Linked DNA regions of Homo sapiens: regions 1, 2, 3, 5, 6 and 7 are each linked to region 4. The links are chromatin contacts, found by Hi-C or POLR2A ChIA-PET in ENCODE. All regions are on one chromosome and are shown on one strand. The core of a region is the stretch at or near the end of the contact, and the rest is flanking DNA. Distances in the headings are between cores, read along the strand shown.

The links. Hi-C counts contacts between places; a loop is a spot of excess contacts on that map. ChIA-PET counts read pairs that join two places held with the same protein, here RNA polymerase II (POLR2A). Pooled maps may share reads with other maps.
Region 1: a map of sigmoid colon shows a loop between it and region 4 (8-fold over the local background). The contact joins the promoter of TMEM202-AS1 here to the promoter of PML in region 4. A Hi-C loop is called at or near these places in 1 of 168 maps with a recorded cell type or tissue (sigmoid colon), 2 of 37 single-sample maps with no recorded cell type and 11 of 50 pooled maps.
Region 2: a map of B cell shows a loop between it and region 4 (10-fold over the local background). The contact joins the promoter of IMP3 here to the promoter of PML in region 4. A Hi-C loop is called at or near these places in 1 of 168 maps with a recorded cell type or tissue (B cell), 1 of 37 single-sample maps with no recorded cell type and 5 of 50 pooled maps. POLR2A ChIA-PET finds 5 or more read pairs at or near these places in 1 of 52 experiments (activated CD4-positive, alpha-beta T cell).
Region 3: a loop to region 4 is called in a map of B cell, with 18 times the contacts of the local background. The contact joins the promoter of FBXO22 here to the promoter of PML in region 4. A Hi-C loop is called at or near these places in 1 of 168 maps with a recorded cell type or tissue (B cell), 1 of 37 single-sample maps with no recorded cell type and 6 of 50 pooled maps.
Region 5: a loop to region 4 is called in a map of OCI-LY7, with 14 times the contacts of the local background. The contact joins the promoter of PKM here to the promoter of PML in region 4. A Hi-C loop is called at or near these places in 1 of 168 maps with a recorded cell type or tissue (OCI-LY7), 8 of 37 single-sample maps with no recorded cell type and 10 of 50 pooled maps. POLR2A ChIA-PET finds 5 or more read pairs at or near these places in 3 of 52 experiments (BJ, GM10248 and activated CD4-positive, alpha-beta T cell).
Region 6: a pooled map shows a loop between it and region 4 (10-fold over the local background). The contact joins the promoter of MAN2C1 here to the promoter of PML in region 4. A Hi-C loop is called at or near these places in 7 of 50 pooled maps.
Region 7: a pooled map shows a loop between it and region 4 (10-fold over the local background). The contact joins the promoter of HEXA-AS1 here to the promoter of PML in region 4. A Hi-C loop is called at or near these places in 2 of 37 single-sample maps with no recorded cell type and 8 of 50 pooled maps.

Annotation. Positions count from the first base shown.
Region 1 is chr15:72,471,935-72,475,502 of GRCh38, reverse strand. TMEM202-AS1 (TMEM202 antisense RNA 1) reads left to right here and starts at 1,264. Exons shown (of 4, transcript NR_135678.1): 1 at 1,264-1,628. It overlaps ARIH1 (ariadne RBR E3 ubiquitin protein ligase 1), which reads right to left and starts at 1,173. Exons shown (of 14, transcript NM_005744.5): 1 at 489-1,173. The coding sequence starts at 863. RefSeq lists enhancers at 50-259, 1,710-1,809 and silencers at 810-1,039, 1,082-1,278, 1,130-1,469.
Region 2 is chr15:75,638,408-75,641,695 of GRCh38, reverse strand. It overlaps IMP3 (IMP U3 small nucleolar ribonucleoprotein 3), which reads left to right and starts at 1,472. Exons shown (of 1, transcript NM_018285.4): 1 at 1,472-2,603. The coding sequence starts at 1,528. The coding sequence ends at 2,082. RefSeq lists a silencer at 1,318-1,477 and an enhancer at 1,768-1,827.
Region 3 is chr15:75,901,755-75,905,370 of GRCh38, reverse strand. It overlaps FBXO22 (F-box protein 22), which reads right to left and starts at 1,493. Exons shown (of 7, transcript NM_147188.3): 1 at 1,268-1,493; 2 at 742-880. The coding sequence starts at 1,407. RefSeq lists a silencer at 1,102-1,171 and enhancers at 1,222-1,271, 1,292-1,391, 1,008-1,665, 1,752-1,841, 1,666-2,325.
Region 4 is chr15:73,992,647-73,995,970 of GRCh38, reverse strand. It overlaps PML (PML nuclear body scaffold), which reads right to left and starts at 1,255. Exons shown (of 9, transcript NM_033238.3): 1 at 1,030-1,255. The coding sequence starts at 1,158. It also overlaps a transcript of STOML1 not described here. RefSeq lists an enhancer at 673-842.
Region 5 is chr15:72,229,303-72,232,805 of GRCh38, reverse strand. PKM (pyruvate kinase M1/2) reads left to right here and starts at 1,616. Exons shown (of 11, transcript NM_002654.6): 1 at 1,616-1,690. RefSeq lists silencers at 1,175-1,674, 2,235-2,744.
Region 6 is chr15:75,366,722-75,370,057 of GRCh38, reverse strand. MAN2C1 (mannosidase alpha class 2C member 1) reads left to right here and starts at 1,451. Exons shown (of 26, transcript NM_006715.4): 1 at 1,451-1,575; 2 at 1,860-1,985; 3 at 2,424-2,547. The coding sequence starts at 1,475. It overlaps SIN3A (SIN3 transcription regulator family member A), which reads left to right. Exons shown (of 21, transcript NM_001145358.2): 21 at 1-679. RefSeq lists enhancers at 1,276-1,570, 1,255-1,574, 1,146-1,678 and a silencer at 1,705-1,784.
Region 7 is chr15:72,374,601-72,377,928 of GRCh38, reverse strand. It overlaps HEXA-AS1 (HEXA antisense RNA 1), which reads right to left and starts at 1,816. Exons shown (of 1, transcript NR_027262.1): 1 at 1-1,816. It overlaps HEXA (hexosaminidase subunit alpha), which reads left to right and starts at 1,915. Exons shown (of 14, transcript NM_000520.6): 1 at 1,915-2,209. The coding sequence starts at 1,957. RefSeq lists enhancers at 1,156-1,205, 1,536-1,675, 1,567-2,123, 2,124-2,679.

The sequences.
Region 1 (3,568 bases), core at 15-2,514, 1.5 Mb after region 4:
TTAACTGGTGCCCACTTGGGGCAACTGTACACCAAGCTGCTCTTAGGCCTACTCTAATCCCTTCCAAAAGTGCTCAAATGAGGCTACGGCCGGGGTAAGTCCCGTCAGGGCCCAATTCTTCCTGACTCCTCTTCTCCACCCCACCTCCTCCGCCCCGCCCCAGTAGGCGATCGCCCGGCCAGAGAAAGGACACCCGGCCCAGGGACTGGCAGAAATTGCCCGCAAGAGAAGGCTTAGGCGACCGAAGGCCTCCGCCATAGCAGGACTTGGGAAGCACCGCCCCCAGCGCACCTCCCCACACCCGGCTAATCGGCGAACCTCTGCTTTCGACACCCTCTATCCCCAGCAGAGGCAGCGGAGAAGACAAGGCCGGGAGGCACCGGGCTAGGCTGCGCACCAGGCCCAGGCCTGTCCCTCGGGACCGCGCGTGCCGCCTGAATCCGCTCCCCCGTCGGGCCCGGTCCAGCTGGCGCGGCGGCCACCCTCACCTGGATGACCTCGTTGACCTCCCGGATACATTCCACCATGTGTTGTAGAATCTGCTCGGCCGTGAGCACCTCGTAGCGGTAATCCTCCTCCTGCTCATGCCCCGGCCCGCCACCACCACCGCCGCCGCCGCCGCCGCCGCCACCGCCGGGCCCCAGAGCGCTGCCGCCGCCACCGCCCGTCTCCCCGCACAGCAGTCCGTCCCGCTCCCCGCCGACGCCCAGCCCGGGCTCCACCAGCTCCACCTCGCCCAGATCCAGGGTATCATCGTCCGGCTCGTCGTCGTCTTCGTCCTCCTCCTCCTCGGCGCCGCTGTCCTCCTCACTGCACTCCTCGTCCTCGTCGAACTCGTAGTTGTAGCCCTCGTCCGAGTCCATGGCGCGACGCGCGGGGGCCCGGCGGACGCTGGCCGAGGCGGGGAGAGGGCGGGGACGCCGAGGCCCCGGCTCTCGCTCCGGCTCCGGCTGATGTCCGGACGCAGGCCTGGCTCCGGCCCCGCGAGCCGCGGCTCCTCCCCAGGAGCGGCGGTTGGCGTTTGACGGCTGGTGGCGGCGGGGAGGGCGCGGAGGAGGGAGGGAGGGAGCGAGGGGGCCGCTTGCTGCCCGCCTCAGTCAGACGCGGCTCCGCTCCGGCCTCCGAGAGAAAACAGTCCCCAACGCCACCTCCACGGCCGCTGCTATCGCTACTGAGCCAACAAAGGGGCGTGCGTCACCGCGTCGCGCTGCGTCGTCGCGTCACTCCTCTTTGCGTCACTGCGCCCCGCCCCACCGCCCCTGCGTGGAGCCCGGGGAGACCCCACGGCCCGGCCTTCCTGGGCCTGGGACCCGAGGGGAGCCGAGCGGGAATTGCTTTCCTGGTTCGATCCGCTGCCGCTGTGAGGGCCGAGCGGAAACCCGTAGACCTTTTATGTGAAGAGATTGCGGCCTCCTGGTCACCAGTCACCGAGAGAGGGACCCCTGGACCGCCTACGTGGTGGTGTCTGCCGCAGGCCATAGGGATCCAGCCCACTTAGGCAGTCCCTTGGGGACGCGGCCTTCCCTCCGGAGCGGAAAGGCGCTTCCCGCCCGCCCTGCGGTAATCCCGGAAGCCCTCAGCCGTTAAGCTAAAATTTCTGTTGCTTTGGCTACTGATGGAAACCTGTTGTAAGTGGAACCTCTAAACTGTATGACAGGTGAACCCACTTTAGGTAGCTGTGTGATTCTGTCCACTTGTACAGACGTGCAGTGGTTTTTAAGTCTCCTATAATGACGTCATTTTAAAGAGGCATTTCCTCCACCCCGCTGACAAGAGCGCCTCTTGAGGGCCCTAAACAATGTAAACAGCGATGATTTTCATGAATTGAGCACTGTGTAAGGGCTTTACATATATTCTGTCTCATCTTCACGGAGCCATAGTACCCATTTTATACCTGAGGAACCTGAAGCTCAGAAAGGAAAAGGGACCTGGCCAAGACCACATAACCCTTGCCCTATTTTAACCGCTGGATGCCCCAAAACATGAATCATAAAAATGCTTTGTAATGTAGATATATTATGTACTATGTAGTACATAAAAGACATGAATGCTTCAACAAAATACAGGCAATAATAGAAATATCTACAAGGGCCAAATGTAGCCAGAGAGATAATGCTTGAATCTCATCTGAAAGTGTGCTATGTGAGCTGAGTGTTGATGAATGGCTAGGAGTTCAACAGAGAAGGTAGGGAAGATGGTCTAGCCGCAGAGAACAAGCAAAAGCGCAGAAGGTGTCAAGTAAGTAATAGTTTGGGGAGCTTAAAGTGCATGGAGGGTACATGGCAAAATATTAGGCAAGTTAGTCAGGGGTCATGTCAGTTAAGAGCATTTTATGCCTAAGAGTGGGCTTAAATCTTTGCAAACAGGACATGCGAGCCAGAGAAGTGTTATGAAGGAAGAAGAGGCATAAGAAGGCTCCCTCTTGAGATAATCTGAAGAATTGGCCAGATTGAAAACCTTTTAAAATCAAAACCCCTGATTTGTTGATAAATCTTACTGTTCAACCTATAGGTTCCCTTTGGAAATTGATTTTGAAAAGTGAAAAATTCCATTATAATGTTAAAAAGCCTCTTCCAATTTGTCCATTTTGTAAGTTTTAAAATACCGATAATTATATTTCTTAACCTCAGGATTTACAAAGTAAAGCATTTAACCTCAATACTGGTAGTCTAGGTTTTTGTTGTTGTTGTTGTTGTTTGTTTTTTTCTTGAGACGGAGTCTCGCTCTGTTGCCCAGATTGGAGTACAGTGGTGATCTCAGCTCACTGCAGCCTCTGCCTCCCAGGTTCAAGCGATTCTCCTGTCTCAGCCTCCTGAGTAGCTGGGACTACAGGCGCATGCCACCACCCCAGGCTAATTTTTGTATTTTTAGTAGAGATGGGGTTTCACCATATTGGCCAGGCTGGTCTCGAATTCCTGACTTCAGGTGATCCACCTGCCTCGGCCTCCCAAAGTGCTGTGATAACAGGCATAAGCCACAGCGCCCAGCCAGGTCTAGGTTCTTTGATTCAGTGTTTCTATTTAGCAATTCTAGATTGCTGCCACAACTAAGGCAAGCCATGGACACAAGGAACACTTCTGTCCACCCCGTCTCCATTGTGATATTACCTACAGAAAAATTCAGTAACACTCGTCAGTACCCTAAACTCCTTTGCCTCACCTTTCTTTTCATTGTACCCCTATCTTGAATGAACCCTACCATCCATAGTCTCCACTTTGATAAATGGAGCAGCTGACCACTATTAGAGAAATGTGCATAGCCATCTGTATTCTATTACTACATTTCTTCTTTTTTTTTTTTTTTTTGGAGACACTCTTGCTCTGGCACCCAGGCTGGAATGCAGTGGTGCGATCACCACTGAAGGCTCAATGTCCCGGGCTCAAGTGATCCTCCCACTTCAGCCTCCTGAGTTGCTGGTACTACAGGTGCACACCACCATACCTGGCTAATTTTTTATTTTTTTTTACAGATACATCTCACTATGTTGCTCAGACTGGTCTGGAACTCCTGGCCTCAAGCAATCCTCCCACCTTGGCCTCCCAAAATGCTAGGATTACAGGTGTGAGCC
Region 2 (3,288 bases), core at 223-2,722, 1.6 Mb before region 4:
CCATGCCTGGCTAATTTTTTTTTTTTTTTTTTGTCCATAGGGACTGAGTCTTACTATGTTGCCCAGGCTGGTCTTGAACTCCTGGCTTCCAGTGATCCTCCCACCTTGGCCTCCCAGTGTTGGGATTACAGGCATGAGCCACCATGCCTAGCCTGGTGATGTTTTCTTAAACTGGCTAAGTTTATGAGTATTTATTATACTTTATAATTTACATATTATATTATTTTCCAGATATCGAATATTTTATATATATATATATATCTTTTTGAGACAGGGTCTGGCTCTGTTGTGCAAGCTGGGGTGCGGTGGCACCATTGTAGCTCAATGCAGCCTACAAGTCCTGGGCTCAAATGATCCTTCCCCCTCAGCCTCCCAGGTAGTCAGGACTACAGGTGCGCACCACCATGCTTGGCTAATTCTTTAAGATTTTTTACAGAGGTGGGATCTCGCTTCTTTTTTCTTTTTTTTTTTGCCTAGGTTGGTCTTGAACTCCTGGCCTCAAATGATCCTCCCACCTCAGCCTCCCAAAGTGCTGGGATTACAGGCATGTGCCACCGCGCCCAACCCTCAAATATTGTATTGTAAAAGACAATGAAAAGCATACAAAACAAAAATGATCAGTGAGAAGCTAGGTGGCGTCAAATGCCCGGGCAAAAAGGGGTTAGGTCTGCAGCGCTATACTCAGATGTAACTTACAGATGCAACTAGCGGAAACAGCATTAAATTTGTTAACTCAATGCTTGGTGGCCAGAAATTCATGTCAGGATAATTCATTTGAGCACAGACTAAAGGGTTTGGACTTGTAGTTATAGTCCAAGTTTCTCAAACTTGCTGGGTTTTATGAATCATCTGACACTTTAGTTAATAATACAGATTTCCAGGCGACTCCCTTATAGATCCCTTTTCTGTGGGCCTAGGAAGCAGCCAATCAGTATTTCATGGGTTCGGTGCCACCTATCCCAACTTGACAATGAGAGATCGCTCTGCATGCCAGGTGAAGGACCTGACGCTGGCGGGCGGCGGGGACTACCAGGTCAGCCCCAGGAGAGCCGGCTCCGGCAAGCTCCCCCAAGGCATGGCAGGAGCCCAGTGCAAGTTAGCACAGTAAACCCAATCAACAAGCCGCAGTCACCCCTCTTCCCCAGAAATGGCCTCTTCAGCTCTTGCGGGGGAGACTCTGAAAGTCCCCAAAGGACAGAAGTCTAGGAGGAAATGATTGCCGCAGAAAGGGATACAGTCTTGGCTACTAAAAACCGCGCGGAACCGCCTAGGGACCCGCTCCCAACCACCCACCTCCGGTGCTTCTACCCCCTCCCTCGCAAACGCGAAGAAAAGAAGAAACGCGAGATCCCAGTGCAGAGGCGTGGTCCCACCCTGGCCAATGGGAAGTGAGGGCGTGACTTTAAGTCTTTCTTTCATTGGCCCAGGGTCCCAGGCCGTCCAGGTCTTGGGGCGCCGCGGCGGAAATCGCGCGGATGCCAGAACGCGCTCTCAGCTTCGGGTCCTGCGGCTGCGGCTGCCGCCATCATGGTGCGGAAGCTTAAGTTCCACGAGCAGAAGCTGCTGAAGCAGGTGGACTTCCTGAACTGGGAGGTCACCGACCACAACCTGCACGAGCTGCGCGTGCTGCGGCGTTACCGGCTGCAGCGGCGGGAGGACTACACGCGCTACAACCAGCTGAGCCGTGCCGTGCGTGAGCTGGCGCGGCGCCTGCGCGACCTGCCCGAACGCGACCAGTTCCGCGTGCGCGCTTCGGCCGCGCTGCTGGACAAGCTGTATGCTCTCGGCTTGGTGCCCACGCGCGGTTCGCTGGAGCTCTGCGACTTCGTCACGGCCTCGTCCTTCTGCCGCCGCCGCCTCCCCACCGTGCTCCTCAAGCTGCGCATGGCGCAGCACCTTCAGGCTGCCGTGGCCTTTGTGGAGCAAGGGCACGTACGCGTGGGCCCTGACGTGGTTACCGACCCCGCCTTCCTTGTCACGCGCAGCATGGAGGACTTTGTCACTTGGGTGGACTCGTCCAAGATCAAGCGGCACGTGCTAGAGTACAATGAGGAGCGCGATGACTTCGATCTGGAAGCCTAGCGGATCTCCCACTTTGCATGGCTGTCTTTTACAGATGGGAAAACTGAGGCCTGATGCTGGAGATTCTATGAGGGTGCTCTCCTCAAGGGTATCAGACGGTCGTAGGTTCTTAAGAATTTGATTCATCAGTGGCAGGCCATGCATAGAGCCACGGGAGGTGCGTCCTTGTTTTCCAGGGAATGTTCTTAGAACTTGGACTACTGATTATTAATTGACTGTGCCTTGGGAAACAGTGGGAAGTAACTTGGTGCAGCACTGGGGTATTGTTGGCTTCTTGTGTTGGAAACTTTGTAATGTAAAAGGAAAAACTGGAAATCCCCACGCCCTGTTTCCCTTTATCGTCTTGTGGTTGGACTGGTTCAATTCGTTTAACTCGAATTCTTGCTCCTGGCCGTGGTTAAGCTGTGTACAGATGATGGAGAGTTTGGCCTCAAGTTTTTATAAACTGAGCGAGACTAGTGTTCAGGATCTCCTCCCTTGTTTAAATGTCAATAAATGCCCCAACTGCTTTGTAAGTGCAACTTTTTAATCTGTCTGGTTTTCTTTTTTTCTCTAGAGACGGAGTCTTGCTCTGTCACCCAGGCTGGAGTGCAGTGGCGCGATCTCGGCTCACTGCAACCTCCGCCTCCCGGGTTCAAGCAATTTTCCTGCCTCAGCCTCCCGAGTAGCTAGGAGTATAGGCGCCCGCCACCGCGCCCGGCTAATTTTTGTGGTTTTAGTAGAGTCAGGGTTTCACCATGTTGGCCAGGCTGGTCTGGAACTCCTGAACTCGTGATCCGCCCGCCTCGGCCTCCCAAAGTGCTGGGATTACAGGCATGAGCAAACTGCGCCCAGCCTCTGGTTTTCTTACATAGAGTCATATTTATACGTCCCAGGAGCCCAGAGAAGAATAGAGTCAGCAGCGAGTGACCTGCCTGTGGATTAGATGTGCAACAGGGCCACATGTGGAGGATGCAGGATGTTGTACAGGATTGGGCAAATTTGTCACTTTACCAGTCCCTTCCTTGGAATGAGTGTTTTGGCAGAGCTCTTCCTCACATAACTTCCTGTTGATATTCCAGCCCCAGGAAATACCGTATTAGAGGGCTGGGATGTTTGCTTGCCTAAGGAAATAATCACTCTGTAGCTTGGCCATCTAGCGGTTAGAAGTGGCCCAGGAGGTTCCTGGAAATTTAGATGATAGCAGTGATAGAGAATAAGAAGGGA
Region 3 (3,616 bases), core at 244-2,743, 1.9 Mb before region 4:
CCTGGTGTTGGCTCCCCTTTTGAAGTTGGGGGCCAGAGAAGCAAAAGAGTACAGGATCAGAAGTTGAAATATTTGGCTTTAAGTTTTGGTTCTTGGCTTTCTAGGTGTGCTCACTGAGCAAGACACACCCAGTTGTCTTCCCGGTAAAACAGACAACAAAAAGTTGCTTCAAGGGAAGCAGGTGAAGGGAAGGTTCTGCACAGCGTTGTTGTTAATAGTGAAAATGTGGATACTTAAAAGGCCCAACATGCCGGGCGCGGTGGCTCACGCCTGTAATCCCAGCACTTTGGGAGGCCGAGGCGGGCGGATCACGAGGTCAGGAGATCGAGACCATTCTGGCTAACACGGTGAAACCCCATCTCTACTAAAAATACAAAAAATTAGCTGGGCATGGTGGCGGGCGCCTGTAGTCCCAGCTACTCGGGAGGCTGAGGCAGGAGAATGGCGTGAACCCGGGAGGCGGAGCTTGCGGTGAGCCGAGATCGCGCCACTGCACTCCAGCCTGGGCCACAGAGCGAGACTACGTCTCAAAAAAAAAAAAAAAGGCCCAACATTTGATGAACGGTCAAATAAATCATGACACATCCTTACCGTGTAGTCACTAAAACTGATGTTTACAAAATCTTTTCACGGAACGAGATGTTCCTTTAATTAACAAAACTGGGATTTAAAAAAAAATAGTTCTCAAAGACTGAACCACCAACCTGCAAATGACTGTGCATGACACCCCTTGCTACTTGCCTCAAGCTCCTCTGCTACCACGCGAACCAAGCAATGCCCCTCCAGGTGGCCGGCCTCCGCCAGGCCTGCGGAGATCCAGGTTACGCTCCGATGGGTCCGCAATACTCTGCGCACACACTCCCTCCATAAGCGGCACACGCTGAGGACGCAAACGCACAAAGGATTGCGAACGGACGTTCATTTTCGTCTCTCCCACAGCTCACAAACCCCCACCCGCTGGCGCAGCAGCAGGAGATCCCTGCGGGATCCAAAGTCCCCGGGGTAGGTAGGTGTCAGTCAGGGCGCTAGTTCGGAAGAAGAGCCAGATATGGAGAAAACCTTAAGGGGAACTTCGCCCCTCAGGGAAGTCCCCCCGGGGCACCACGGCTGGGAGATACCTCGCGGGTAGGGGGTCACCTCAGGTAGGGCGAGCGAGCCGGGGACGGCCCTGGTGGGTCCCAAGGGTCTCTCCCCCCACCCCGCCAGCCTGGGACATGCCCACGGCGTGTCCCCAGGCAAGCTTCCCGCCTCCGCCTCCTCTCCTCACCAGGCCACCCGCAGCAACGCCTTGGCGGGCAGGAAGGTGAGCACACGCTCCACCACCTCCGCCAGGTTACTCAACACGAAGGTGCTCCGCGGGTCTACGGAGGAGCCGCGGCACTCGCCGCAGCAGCCTACCGGCTCCATTCCTCACCAGCCCGCCGGAACCAGTCCTACGGCGGCTCGGAGGAACCCGATTACGCCAGCATAGGGTTGCCCGGCCGGCGCGCACTGAGCAGGCGTCCGCGCCACTTCCGGCTGGACGGGGAAGGTGGGCGTGGCAACGCCGGTGCGTTCCCTCGTCTGGAGCCCGTACTCCGAGGTGTACTCCGTTCCGTAATACGCTCGGAACTGTTTTCTTCATTTTTGAGATTGGGTCTAATGCTGTGGCCAGGCGGGAGTGGAGTGGCGCGGCCTCTGCTCACTGCAGCTTCTACCTCCCAGGCTCAAGCGATCCTCCCGCCTCAGCCTCCCTCGTAGCTTTAACTACAAGCTCCCGCCACCACGCCCAGCTAATTTTTGTATTTTTTGTAGAGACGGGTTTCCAGGCTGGTCTGAAACTCCAGGGCTCAAGCGATACTCCCGCCTGGGCCTCCCAAGGTGCTGGAATTACAGACATAAGCCACCGCTCCTGGCAACTTTCTAGGAGGCCTCCTGCAGTGAAAATAAATTCTTCTTCTGTGCCTGTGCCTCTCACTGCCCTGGCACCGCCATATTTCTGAGTTTACATCTTTCTCTAATTCACAAATTCCTTGCAGGGACTAGGTAGTACTTATTGCTCTTCGTAGTCCCAATGCCTGTTTAAATAGCATAAGCTCGATTTATAAACGGACGTTTGCTTTTAAAAAATTGTCTTAGTGTGTGAAAATCACTGCCTTTATTCCTTGTAAACTTAGTTAACTCGTTGTAATCTTCAGGTTTAAAGTTTCGAATGAGTAAAATGGCATAAATAGCACCTGCCATTCTAAGGTAGCTGAGTGAGATGATTGCTGTGAAGCACGCCCCAAGCTGTGCACCAGTTCCCCGCCAGGGACATCAGATTCACCTGGAAACTACTAAGTTTTAGCACATTCCCGGTCCTTATCCCAGACCTCCTGAATCAGACACTGGGGGTGAGGCCCAGCAATCTGTTTTAACACACTTTATGACGATTCTGATGCATGCTCAAACTGAGAACCACCAAGAAATGGAAGCACAGCAGACACAGGTTTGTCCCCACCTAACATCCATTCCTCCCGCCAATTCCTTCCTAAGGGAGCCCTGATTTGATCGCCAGATCTTGGGCAGAAACTTGGTCTAAATTAGCAGTTCTCATTATGGCCTCAGGACCCTTTACACCCTAAAATATTGACACGACCAATAGTTTATGTGTGTTATGACTATCAATATTTACCATATTAAAAATTAAATCAGAACATCTTAATGCTTAACTCTTTTTAAAAAACCGATGTTATACATTAACGAAATATTTTTATGGAAAACAATTATTTCCCAAATCCTCCTTCCCCCACTGGTGGATAGTATGACATTGTCAGTGGCATAAGCCTCCTGAGTAGCTGTGGTTTTTTTCTTTTTTTTGGTAGACCCAGGGTCTATGTTGCCCAGGCTGGTCTCAAACTCCTGGCCTCAAGACATCCCTCTGCCTCCGCCTCCCAAAGCGTTGAGATTACAGGTATGAGCCACCAAGCCCAGCCAGTTTTTTCCCATAGTCTATTTATAGGCGCAGCTGCTTAAGGAAGCCAGATGGCCCAGATGTCACCAGAGCTTCCTGACCCCTTGCGGAATACCAGAGGAAGATAAACAGGCGCCCTCCAGTTACCTTTAGATAATTAACATAATGCTAAAATCCTCTCCCTAAAGAAAGCTCACTGGCATCTTACGAACATGGATGTATGAAGCAGCATGTTCAGGGACTATGCCTGCTTGTCTGGAACTCCAGTCTGTGCATGCCGTTCATACCTCCCCCGCCCCTCAGCTAACTCTTTAAACTCCCCAGCCTCCCATCCCTCTGGGAGAAGGTGCCTTTAGAGTATGAGCTCCCCTTCTCCATTCTCTGGCTACTGAATGAAACCTGACTGCCTTTCAAAGTGGGCGTTCTTTCTTTGTGGCTGATATAAAGTAGGGAAAGAGGACAGTTTACCAGTGACGGCATCACTACATTTTTGCAAATATTTAATTTGTCTTAATAGAAGACAAATAGATTCTCATATTTGCTTCTGAATTCAATCTGTTGCAAAATCACATCATGTAGCCTCTGGAAAATTCCATTGTACACATGGAAGAATGAGTGAAAATGGCAAATGTTTTAATATTATGAAAATAGTCTTTTAAAACCTCTTGAAATGGTCTCAGGGGT
Region 4 (3,324 bases), core at 6-2,505:
ACCAATCTGGCCAACATAGTGAAACCCCATCTCTACTAAAAATATAAAAAATAGCCAGGTATGGTGGCGTGGCCTGTAATCCCAGCTACTCGGGAGGCTGAGGCAGGAGAATGGCGTGAACCCGGAAGGAGGAGGTTGCAGTGAGCCGAGATCGCACCATTGCACTCCAGCCTGGGCGACAGTGTGAGACTCCGTCTCAAAAACAAACAGATAAACAAACAAACAAAAAACAAAGCAAAACAAACAAACAACAACAAAAAAAAACCAAAGTGCTTAATACAGTACCTGGCACATTTGAAGTGCTCATAAATGTTACCTAGTATTGTTAAGTAATGTTATTCTTAGTTGTAATAATGTTTATAAAAGTTACTGTAATACGGTGTCCTCTGTACTTTCATGAAGGGGAGTAAAAGGGCCTGAAAGGCAGCAGAGCAAGAAACCCAAGTAGTTCCTTTGTCGGGGGAGGTGGGAGGTGGGCAGGAAAGGTGTGGCAAGAGAAGGGTTCGTTGGGGAGGCTTCCTTAAGCAGAAACCACATGAGCTGGGAGGCCTTGGCAAAGATACCTCTTCAGTCTGAGCCAGTTTCTCACCTCGGATCTGGGAAGTTGGTTTTAGTTTTGCCGTGCCTGGGACATGCCCCTGGCTCCAGGCCAGCGCAACAGGGGTACTACCTCCATCCTCCCTAATCTGAAGTCCTGCATCTGAGGCAAAGTTGAGGCAGGGCTCGAGGGTGGGCGGAAGGGCCCAGGCCCGGAGGCCACTGACCCTTCTCACCTTGCCCAACTGCTCAGTGGAGAAACCGCAGCCCAGCGAGGCCGCCCCAACTCCTCCGTGTCCTCTTTTCTACTCTATCCTACCCTCCCTTCCCTGCCCCACCCGAGACGGTCAGGACCCTGGTGTCTGGACTTCCCGCTTTGTGTCACTCTCTAGGGTACTTGACCAAATCCTCCGTTAGACCCTCTCTTCCCGCCTCTCCCCACCACAGCAAACCAACAAAGCTTAACCCCATCATCCCCTAACCCAATAGTACCTCTGTAGGGCTGGGGCTGGGGCTGGGCTGGCGGCCTTCAGAGGGGGTCTCGGGGGGAGGCATGGTGGGCTCCTGGGGCCGGGCGGGGTCCTGCTGGGGCCTCGGAGATCGGGCGGGTGCAGGCTCCATGGACCCCAGCTTAGTTTCGATTCTCGGTTTAGATCTTGGAGTGCGTGAAGAGAAGCTGAAGGGGAGGCGTGAGCCAGTTGGCTGAGTCCCTTGAGCTGTCCGAAAGGGGAGGTGCCGGCTCAGGGCCCGCCTCTGGAGAGGAAGTGAGACAGAAGCTGGGGGCGGTTCTAGGGGGCAGAGAGGCCGACTGTGGGTTTTAAAGACACGCCCAGAGCGGGGAGGAGGTAGAGGCGGAGAGCTGCAGACCTACCGCTGACTTACGGTAAAGCGGGAGAGGTAGGGCAGAGCTGCAGGGGGGCAGCCCTGCTCCCGGCTTTGATCCATTCATCCGTTCACACTGGCACTGCTTCGTGCCACGTCCTGCCGGGAGCTGGGCGTACAAAGATGAGCCACACGCAGCCCCTGCTTTCTAAGAGCCGTAGATGTAATGGAAGAGCAAGCCTGCAAACGGAGACATTCTGGAAAGGAGAGCCCACAGCTGGGACCTGCAAAAGCAGTGGAAATTCACCAGGGATTTAGGGTTGTAGGTGGTGGGGTACGGGGGACACTTGAAACAGAAAAGATAGCTCTTGCAAAAGCCTGTTTGGGAACTAATTTTGGCCATTTTCAGATTTAAGAGGGAATTCATGAGAAATGATACCCAAGGAGTGTGCTAGGACAAGATCCTAGCTGAGGAGATTGAACCAGTTCTGTGAGTGATGGGAAGTTGCTGAAGGATTTGGAACCAGGGAACAACACGATCAGCTGTGCATGATGGGACAGTCACTCTGACAACCTAGGAGCAGGTGCCCTGGTCTAGGACAGTGGCTGTGGGATGCAGAGGAGGGACTTGATTCAGAGATCCTGGGAAGCCAGTGACTGGAGGTGAGGGAGCAGGATGATGCCTTGAGTGACAGCTGGAAAGGCTGGTGGATCTGAGGTGGTGGGGGCAGGAGGGAGGGGGAGAGCTGGAGAGCGGGTATGAAGAGGGTGAGGGGAGAGCCAGCTAGGTCTTCGCCAATGGAAAAGCATGTCAGACTCCCAGCTGGTAAGGGGAAAGGGGCACAGTTCCAGGTGACCTCACTGGGTCAGCGCCCCGGCTTCAAACTTAAACCATCGCAACCACTGTGCTGGCTCCTGTGTACCCATTCCGTACTCTGTTCCAACTTAGAAACAGACTAGAAAGGATGATGATAGGGCCTGGCTCTTGTAAACCTTACAGTCTGCAGGGTGGAGAGCAGGGGTTGGGCAGATACGCAACTTCCTAGGGACTGTAAGGCCTCAGGAGCCTGCCCTTCCCTCCAGCCTGGTCAGTACTCCCAGGCCTTTAGAGAATCAGTCCATGAAAGCCAAATATGGTGGGCAGCCATCTGCACAAGGGACCTGGAAGTGGGCTATGGCAGGATGGGGCTTCGGAGGCCAGAGGCGATTGGCTGAGGAGGCAGAGCTGGGGAAGCTTTATTCATTTCTTTGCTTGCTTTGGAAGATAGCCTGCTCCCAGACTACCCCAAAGTCCTGTTGGAAGTTAACACTTCTCAAAGGAAATTCACGAGTTGCATTCAGGTTTTCTCAAGCCCTGGAGAGGCAAGTTAATTCCAGGTACCTGGATCAAGGGGCATGCTCTTTCTGGACCTGCAGGACTGAGGGCCTCACCTCTGTGGTGCTCTGGGGCCCCTGCCCTCATGTAGCTCTGTGCTATCCCCTTCTTCCTTACACTCCCATGCTCCCCGAAGTCTGCATGTGAAACTTCTTTCTTTTTGTGCCAAAGTTCAGGCCTTCCTACTCCACCTTGATCACGGTGACCTGGCCAGGCCATTACTTAACAAATAAGTATTGAGACCTGCCCTATGCCAGTCCCTGCTTGCTGGGCTGTGGGTTCACAAAGAGGAATAATTTGCAGACTATGTCCCAGAGAAACCCAAAGTCCAGATATGGCATGTCCTGCCTCCAGTGTGAGAGAAGGAGTGCTGAGAAGGCTGATATAGCATGTCCTTGATCCTGGAGAAGATTGGCTTCCTGTAAACCCTGATGAGATCTTGCTCTCTCGCTCCGACTGCAGTGCAGTGGCACGATCATAGCTCACTGCAGCCTCAAACTCCTGGACTCAAGAGATCCTCCCGCCTCAGCCTCCCAAGTGGCTGGGACCACAGGCAGGCATCCCACGCCAGGCTAATTTTTAAAAATTTT
Region 5 (3,503 bases), core at 367-2,866, 1.8 Mb after region 4:
CGTTGGCCAGGATGGTCTCAACTCCTGGCCTCATGTGATTCGCCGGCCTCGGCTTCCCAAAGTGTTGGGATTACAGGCGTGAGCCACTGCACCCAGACAATTTAGAACTTTAAAATACAATATAGTCCAGCATCGGCCAGATCCTTGCCATCCCAGTGTTGTCCACCACTGTTCTTAGTTTGTCCTCAGCTCAGGGGCCAGGGAGGGACTTTTATGCCATCCCTCTTTCTCTGATAGAGAGGAATCTAACCCTCCCTAGGGGGGCATGTCTTTTTTCCTTCTCAACAACTTCATGTTCTTTCACCACCTTAATAATCAAGCATTTCCTTCCCAACAACAACTAAAGGGACCAGGAAAGACTTACAGAAGAAAGTGAAAGATTTTTATCTCACTTCAAACAGAAATTTACTTTTAGGCTGTCACTGTCTCCTCCCAGCTTATCTGAGCTAACAGGAAGCGAATGAAGGCCTGTGATTCAGCTGCAGGCAGCGGGTATGCCTGAGCAGGTCACACCCATTTGGTCTCTTTTGCCAGGAAAATAAAAAAAGAACCTAAGAGAACGGTCTTCACATTTTGAATGCGCAACATTGTATCTGTGAATGAAGGCAAGAGTTAACAGCTGTTTAATTGATAACTGCTCGCATCATTAGTTGCTGGCTAACAACTGGGAAATCAGAAAATGTCTTGTAGAAAAATGTAAGAAAAGTTCCAACAATACTGACTTAAACACGACAAAGGTGAAAACAGAAATGCTGACTCCTGCATAGGTTATCGGCCCTAATGTTCTGACTTGATATTTCCAGATGCCCAGCTCTGCGCTAATATCAACACCGTCTATTTACTTTCTACTCTGAGGCATTCGCTCTGCAGGATTCCAGACCCTACTAAATTATTCACATGGCCCCAACCGGTCCTTCCTTGTTCCGCGGTCCTAACACAATGAATGGTCCTAAGAGGAAAACGGCCTCGCGCTCCCGCTCCAGGCCCACTTCGCAGTCCCTAGTTCTCCCTACTGCCGCTCCAGTGCCAGAGCCCCTCCGAAGGCGGCCAGGACCTCCAACCACGCACAAGTCTGCAGCTCTCCCCAACTTTCCGTTCAGCTCAGTCTCCGAGGGTGCGCCAGAGCAGACACCCGGAGGAGTGGGGAGTGGCAGGGCGGGGCCGGGAGAATGCTGCCCCGGAACCCATAAATCTGGGCCCTGCCCAGGTAGGCCGGGACAGCTGGGGTGGCCTGGGCCGAGAGCCAAGAAAAGACACCCCATCTGGCAGCCCAACTTGGCGGCAACAGGTGGCCCGGCGCCCGGGGGTCTGGGAGGAAAGTCGCTCCGGGGGCGGGCCCCGTTGCCCCGCCGCGTCCCCATTGGTCATCAGGTTTCTTAAAATGTGACTCTGAATCTGTGTCCTTCCGCCGCAGAATTTAGTCCCACCGAAAGGGCAACCTGCCCGCGCGTTCCGCCGCCGCCGCCGCGCTTCCTCCTGAAGGTGACTGCGCCCGCGGGGACGCAGGGGGCGGGGCCCGGGTCGCCCGGAGCCGGGATTGGGCAGAGGGCGGGGCGGCGGAGGGATTGCGGCGGCCCGCAGCGGGATAACCTTGAGGCTGAGGCAGTGGCTCCTTGCACAGCAGCTGCACGCGCCGTGGCTCCGGATCTCTTCGTCTTTGCAGCGTAGCCCGAGTCGGTCAGCGCCGGAGGTGAGCGGTGCAGGAGGCTACGCCATCAGTCCCCACCAAGGGCCAGTCGCCCGGCTAGTGCGGAATCCCGGCGCGCCGGCCGGCCCCGGGCACGCAGGCAGGGCGGCGCAGGATCCAGGGCGTCTGGGATGCAGTGGAGCTCAGAGAGAGGAGAACGGCTCCTCACGCCTGGGGCCTGCTCTTCAGAAGTCCCCAGCGCCGTTCCTTCCAGATCAGGCGGGTCCGCCGGCTCCTTTCCCGCCCCAGCCCTACCCCCTCATTCTGGTCCCATCCTCTTCCTCCTGCCCCAATCCTCAATGCGCCTCCATCCTCGCCTGCCTTCTCTCGGTCCCTCGTGATTGATTCCACCCTTGCTTCCCCTTTCTCCGCGCCGCCTGTTCCGTGCTCGTTTTCCCCTCTTCCTCCTTAAGTCTGGTCCTTCCACCCCCTCCTCTTCAAGCTGTGCGTGTCCCCTGATTCTAATGCTTTCTGTGTAACTCATTGAAACTGCGTTCTGGTTCCCCTCCCGCGTCCATTCTCCATTCATGCGCGACCGCCCTTCCCGCGCCCCAGTTCCCTCTCGCCGCCCCTCCCCCTGCTTGCTGGTCACGTCCGCTCCCCCGCATCCCCTTCCTCGCCTGGCGTGTCCGCTCCCTCCCTCCCTCTCTGCTCTGGTCGCGCCCGCCCACTTGCTCCGGTCTCCGAGCGCGGTCCCACCCCCCTTTTCCATCACCGCCTCCCAGCTCCCAGCAGGCTCGGGCGGTGCTGAGGCCCCGTGTCCGGGGCGGGCGGGCGGAGGGCTGGGCTGGGTGCCCCGCGCGGCGGGCGGGATGCGGCGGCCCGGGGGCAGCTGGAGACTTACGTAACGTTGGCCTGCCCCGCTGCCGGGAGGCAGGGCGGTTGCCCCTGCGGCGCGGTGCCGTCCCCTGTGGCCGGGATTAGATGGGCGGCCTGCGAGGGCCTGGGAATGGCTCGGGGCCCGAGAGCTCGACCGGCCCTTGCCGGGTGGCCGCCAGGGACCACGCTCCATCTCGCCGCGGCCGGGCTGCACGTAGCGGCCGCGCCCAGGGCCCACCCCGCTTCACCGGGCGATGGCCTTGGGCCTCGTAACGGGCGGGATAAACCTCTGCAGGCTTTGCTGGGGCCTCCTGGCCCTCGCCCGTTCCGCGCCTCTCCGGCACGTTTCTTTCTTTTCCTTTCTTTTTTCTTTCTTTTTTTTTTTTTTAATTATCCGGCACATTTTTTAACAAATGCGTCCTGATTGTGGAACGCGGAGGCCGCGGGGTGGGGTGGGGATCTGGTTACGGAGGGGGCAGGAAATCTGTCGCGTTCACTGAACGCAAACGGTGTGGGTCAAGGGCTGTTTGGGGGTCAGAGTTAGAGACCAGGATGACTAGACGAGTCATAGCCCACCGAGCTCACAATCTTAAAATGTATCTCCTGTAATGCTGGGAGTGGGGTACGAGCTTCCTGCTGTGGGAGGGAGGGGGACAGGAAGCCTCGTAAGGTCTCACCAGGTGGCAAGCACACTGGATTAGAAGATGCAGGAAAGCACCTTCCAGTCTGAAGATCATTTAAAGACTCAGTCATGTAAGGGCATCCCTTGGCTTCTTAATCTACGTACTCCAGACCCAGGGCTTGGACCTTTGCTGGTACGGGTTAAAGTGAGGCCGACAGTGAAGGTCCACGTGGAGAGAGACATTGGGAAGTTGTCAAAAAGGCGTTTAGAATCAGGTTTGACTCATTAATTTCCTGAGACTCTGAAGGAGTTCAGCCTCTACACCTCAGTTTCCCCTGGGAAAACTGGGAGTAACATTTTCCTCATGATGGTTGA
Region 6 (3,336 bases), core at 202-2,701, 1.4 Mb before region 4:
GGTTGGTCTCAAACTCCTGGCCTCAAGCTGTCCTCCCACCTCGGCCTCGCAAAGTGCTGAGATTACAGGTGTGAGCCACCCTGGCCTGATTTTAGGCTTTTTTTGTACTGGGGAGAAGAGACTGTGAGCCAAAGTGTAGGGTGCCAAAAAGAGCTTTGTGGGATGAGATTTTAGGGCAAAGCTGGGGCAGTGTCTGACTTGGCGGTGGTCATGTGTACTGATTTAGGGGAAAGATCTTGAGGTTTTCTCAAATAATTCACCTATCCCCGTGTTCCCTCAAGAAAGGTCATGTTGACCTGGAACCATAGGGGAAATTGGTGGGGTGTGATCAGGGTCAGCCCCAGCTGTTGCTGCCCCTGCAGTGTTTTGTCCAGAGCACTTGCCTGCAGGTCAGGATAGGATTTCAAGGCCAGTTCAGGAGAAAGTCCCAACCCACCAGTGCAACCAACAAAAGAGTAAGTTTTACCTACAGCCTGGGTTTTCACAAGTAGCATTTTTATTCCTCCTGCTGTCTGACATCTGAGCTCCAAGCTCTAAACCCAACCTGTATTATATGCAGCAGCAGGTTATCTTTGTTTTAAATCACATTTGTTATTCTGTACTTAGTCACCTTTCCGTGTGATCTGCATTTGAAATGTTGTAAACTTGGTCAGTATTTCCATTAAAATATCAGGGCTAATCTTGTGTATTTTTTTTTGTTCCTAATGATTTTATAGACAAAGACTCTTGGCAACCCCAGGAGAAAAAAAATAAAGCTGTCAGTGGAGTACTAGGGATGAGAATGAAACTGGAGGTCTGTTTCTGGTATTATGGCTTCCCGGGACTCTACAGTCCTGTATGGTGAAATACATTTTTCCATTGGGATCGTCAATGCCATGACTGTTCTGCCACCTCAAACTCCAGAGTTTCTGGTGATGTGCAAGAGTTAGCAATATACATTCAGTAAAGCGTGTAATCGAGTAAGTCGTAGTAACTTGGGCGTAAAGCTCTACCACCCTGCTCACTAACACCCTGATCTCCGTCCGGTATGAAAACACCTATTCCGGGTAGTCTGGCTCCACGTTAAGCAAACACCACTTTCCGTGTTCACCGACAGCTAGAGCCAGAGGTCTCCCGGTTGCTGCTTCTGAGGCTGGGTCTGCAGCAGCTGAGGCTCCCGCCTGTCTTGCCGAATGGCCTAAGTCTCTGTCTTGAGACTTTCGAGAGTTCTAATCGTCAAATTTCCCATTTTATTTTGAGATTTTCCCTGCGGCCCACTATTTCGGACAACATAGGAGAGCCTCAAAAACAGTTTCTAGCTTCCAACTCGGCTCAAAGTTCAGACAGCAGCTGGGCTTCCGAGAGCCGCCGGTGTTCCAAGAAAAGCTGCCCGGGACTGGGAGGCGCCCTCTGGACGCCGGAACCTTTGGTTTCCTGCCGTGGAGCGGAACGGTAGCGCCAGGGGCCTTCCGGAAAGAGGAGCGAGAGCCCGGCGATGGCGGCTGCGCCGGCCTTGAAGCACTGGCGCACCACGCTGGAGCGGGTGGAGAAGTTCGTGTCGCCGCTCTACTTTACCGACTGTAACCTCCGCGGCAGGTGTGGCCCCTGGTCCCCCGCAGCCGGCCGACCGCAACCGTGCGCCTCAAGCTTTCCTTCCGGGGAGAAACCTAAGCTGCAGCCACCCGGGCCGCGGGACAAAGTGCCCGCCGCGGGCAGGGCAGGGGCCGGGGAGGAGGGGGTAGGGAATGGACTGTGCCGCGGAGCGGCCAGGCAGCCCTCTTGGCGGAGGATCCAGGGAAAGTGCGGCCCCACCGGCCAGCTGGCCCCCAGGCGGAAACGGGGCGGCCTCCAGCATGTGCCCACCGGCCCGTCCCACGCAGGCTTTTTGGGGCCAGCTGCCCTGTGGCTGTGCTCTCCAGCTTCCTGACGCCGGAGAGACTTCCCTACCAGGAGGCAGTCCAGCGGGACTTCCGCCCCGCGCAGGTCGGCGACAGCTTCGGACCCACGTAGGTAACGCCCAGCGGGTGGGCGGGGCCACAGGCCTAGGGGAAGTCCCAACCCAGCTCCCAGCCACACCTTCGTTGTCTGCCCTCTGCCGTAGACAACTACGTGGGATCGAGCAGCACCCTCTGCTGGGAGCAGCACCCTCTGCTGGGAACAGCTCTCTGGTCCCTGGGTCTTCAGGGGATGGTTTTCATTCCCACGTGGCCGCCTCTGGACATCCCTTAGGAAGGGCACCCTAGGGATCACGAACCTTTGACGCCTCTGCCTGTTTCCCTCATCTTGCTTCTCACCTTGTTGCTCCTTTCTTGTGACTCAAAGCTGAGTACCTTGTGACACTGCAGATGCTTGGAGAGTTTCAAGCCCCTGCCGACACTTTATCCAAGGAAGGATATCAGGATAGGACTTCTACCTCTAGGCCTATCACAACAGCTCTCTTGCAGATGGTGGACCTGCTGGTTCCGGGTGGAGCTGACCATCCCAGAGGCATGGGTGGGCCAGGAAGTTCACCTTTGCTGGGAAAGTGATGGAGAAGGTCTGGTGTGGCGTGATGGAGAACCTGTCCAGGTGAGGAACCCTGTCCTAGGGCCAGGTATGGCCACATTTCAGCCCTGAAATGACTACAGCCCTTCTTCTGTGGACTCTGGAGAAGCCACAGCTGAGTTGCTCTGCCCACAGGGTGGTATCAGGATTTCAGGACTAGGGAAGTTGCCACTTGGGCATCTGTGCAATTGGTCCTTAGTTTTTATTGTGTATAATACAAACTTATAGGAAAACATTTCAAACAGTTCTAGATAAAGTAATGGATCTCTCCTTATCACCCATCCCATTCCCCAGCTATAACCACTGTTAAGTGTCTTATTCATGCTCCACCCTTATCAGGTTTAGTCCTTATACTCCTATCTAGTAGGTCTTTATACCCATTTACAAATTAAGAAACAGATGTGTAGTTGACTCACTCAGGTTCACACAGCTTCTATTTCAAATTGGACTGACTCTCAATCTGGGGTTAAGACTGTTCTTCCTGGCTACAAGAAGGCAGAGACCATCCCTTCCTCCCTTCACTGGCTCAGCAAATATCTCCTGGTGTCCATTCTGGGCCATACCCTTAAGCACTAGGGTGTAGCAGGGAATGAGGCAAACCTGCCCCTGACTTCACGGAGTTTCTTTCCCGGTATTTATTTAGGGGTGCAGAGGCCACCAGAATCCACACTCAGGCTGCCTAACCCCTTCCCAGGGCCCTTCCCATAAGACCATGGGTTTGCCACTGGTAAACAGGGGCTATTTGACGGTCATGGTGCTGGCTGCCATGGGAGTTGGGGCATCTACTGCCAAGGGTCCCTGATTTGCCAATCT
Region 7 (3,328 bases), core at 567-3,066, 1.6 Mb after region 4:
TAATTTTTATAGCGTCTTTATTTGGATCTAGCTCTTTCATCTTGTGTAACTCTTTTAAGTAAATGACTCCTCCCTTCTGGTACAGGTTGAATATCCATAAAAGGGTGCCTTGGCATGTGCTCAGTCCTGAAATTCTACTTTGATCTACTGCTCTCATCTTTGAAACTGCTCTAAACACTCCCCCAAATTATTGATCCTGTGGGCCTGATTATGAACTTGGCTCTTCTGACAATACTTCTCAAATCCTGTACCTTTGGTAACATCTCTCCTGACTGGCAGAGTACCCAGACACTTAATTAATGCTGATGAAAATTAAGATTTAAGCAAAGAAGAAATTGGTGTAAGAATGCAAGCCTTAGGATCTGAAACTTGATGACTGTGGGATCTAATTTCTGCTTCTTTTGCTACAAGCTCTGTTTTTGAATAATCAACTTTCAAAGACAAATTGCTTGATGAATCTCTGTATTGTCAGAATGTTTCTTTGATTTCCCATCAAAGCCATGTATGTGTAACTAGTAATTAGGTACCTACGACCTGAATATAAATTATCATTATTTCAGTAGCCCTTTATTTGTTTTTGAGAAAGGGTTTCACTATACTGCCCAGGCTAAACTTGAACTCCTTGGTTCAAGTGATCCTGCCGCCTCAGCCTCCTGAATAGCTGGGAGTAGCTGGGACTACAGGGATGTGTTATCATGCCCAGTGAAAGCCCTTTATTTTTAAAAGTTCATTTTCCTGATCTTTACATGTATTTTAATACTAAAATTAAATTTAAAAATTTTAAAAAGTACCTACTAACCAAATAATGCCACCCAATAACAATAGCATTATTTGTATTATGTTCTGGTAATATAGTGGTGAACAAGGAAGACAGGGTCTCTGATAACTGTGGAATTCTCCTTGATCACTTCTCAAGCCTCTCTTCCGGATACTATTTCTTGGATCTACAGCTGTCTTCCTTCCCCACTTCTGTAGTTCAGTCTCTCATTATTCTCTACCTCCAATAAAAAGGGGCCTCCTAACTGGTTTCTTATGCAACTACTCAACATGGTATTTCTAAAATGCAGATCTTTCGGGATGATTTTCAATTGCTCAGAGAATAAATTCCTTGACTTTCTACGTAAGGCCCTGCAGGACCAGGCCCCTGTCATTATCTCTGAGCACTCTCCATCTTGCACCCAAAGCCCCAGCAATATCTTACTGCTTTCAGTAAATACACACCGGGCTATGTGGGGTTTTGTCTGGGGAAAGGGGATGTGAGTTGTAACTAAGAGATTTATAGTCAATCTTGAAGGGAAGAGCTCATATTGGAGGCAATGGAATGCCTCAAGCTGGCTCTGAAAGTACACATTTTTTCCAGTCATAAGTAGATCACATTTGTGTGATCTTGTGATCCTCTCTCTAGCAGAGCCGTGCAGACTACCTACTTCCGGCCCTTTCTTGCCCCACGAAATTTCACATCACAACGACTTGTGGTTTTAATCCTCCGTTTTTCTGCTTCTGAAGTTACTTCAGCCTGGCAAGTCCTTTACCTCCCCGTAGGCCTGGCGAGCTGCATCACAACATTCAAGATTCACCCTAGAGCCATCTGGGAAACTTTCTTCTCCAGGTCGCCCTGCGTCCTCGCCTCCCCACCCCGTTCTTCTCGAGTCGGGTGAGCTGTCTAGTTCCATCACGGCCGGCACGGCCGCAGGGGTGGCCGGTTATTTACTGCTCTACTGGGCCCGTGAACAGTCTGGCGAGCCGAGCAGTTGCCGACGCCCGGCACAATCCGCTGCACGTAGCAGGAGCCTCAGGTCCAGGCCGGAAGTGAAAGGGCAGGGTGTGGGTCCTCCTGGGGTCGCAGGCGCAGAGCCGCCTCTGGTCACGTGATTCGCCGATAAGTCACGGGGGCGCCGCTCACCTGACCAGGGTCTCACGTGGCCAGCCCCCTCCGAGAGGGGAGACCAGCGGGCCATGACAAGCTCCAGGCTTTGGTTTTCGCTGCTGCTGGCGGCAGCGTTCGCAGGACGGGCGACGGCCCTCTGGCCCTGGCCTCAGAACTTCCAAACCTCCGACCAGCGCTACGTCCTTTACCCGAACAACTTTCAATTCCAGTACGATGTCAGCTCGGCCGCGCAGCCCGGCTGCTCAGTCCTCGACGAGGCCTTCCAGCGCTATCGTGACCTGCTTTTCGGTTCCGGGTCTTGGCCCCGTCCTTACCTCACAGGTGAGTCGGACTTGTCCCGCCCTGTTCCTGGGCCCTGAGAGTGCCTGCCTGGGGACAGTTCCCCCAGGGCTCCAGAGACGCCCTATGGGCTTTTGTCCAGCCCTCTGATCACAGGCACTCCACTTCCTCCTCGAGCTGCATTAGGTTTTCATCCAAAGATAACTACTATAGGACTACGGTTCAATCAGGAGATTAATTTATGGAAAATACTGTGCCAGCAGAAATCTAAGGTGATCCTTCTGACCGTGTTCAAGCTAGCCAGGGTCCTAGTGAGACTGTGAGCAAGGGCTGAGTAGAGACCAGAGAAAACACTCAAAATTGGGGAGACATAATACAAGAACTATGCAAAGTTACATACAAGTTTCTGGCACATAGAATGTTTGGCGGGCGGATCACGAGGTCAGGAGTTCGAGACCAGCCCGGCCAACATAGTGAAACCCCGTCTCTACCAAAAACACAAAAAATTAGCCAGGCGTGGCGGCGCGCGCCTGTAGTCCCAGCTACTCGGGATGCTGAGGCAGGAGAATCGGTTGAACCCATGAGGTGGAGGTTGTGGTGAGCTGAGATCGCGCCACTGCACTCCAGCCTGGGCAACAGAGCAAGACTCCCTCTCAGAAAAACAACCCCCCCCCCCAAACAAAACAAAACAAAACAAAAAAAGTGTAAATTGTGAAAGAAATCATAGAACATAAGGAAGTGAGTTTCCAGCGGCCACTTGGAATGGGATGGTAGATGTAATTAGCCGGGACTGAAAAGAGGGTATTCCAGGCAGGAAGAAGGGCTTGAGCAGAGGCACAAAGAATTATGATTGAGTTCAAAGTTCAGGTCTAGTGGATGTGATGAGTGGGGGCTGGGGATTGAGGAGGGATGAGGGTGGGGAAAATGTGGGGTTGAAGAGTCAAGAGCGCTTTAGACATTGGTTTCACATAAAATGGAAGGGGCTAACAGTTTTCTTTTAGGCAGCTATGTAATCAGTACTGAAAATTGTATTTGAGGATAATTATTCCACAGCACATTTGTAAGTCGAGCCAACAATGTAAAGGAATACAATTCTGCTGCATGGGTTCAAAATTTAGAAGTTTCTTGATAATCTGGAATCTAGCTCTTTGGTTATATTGT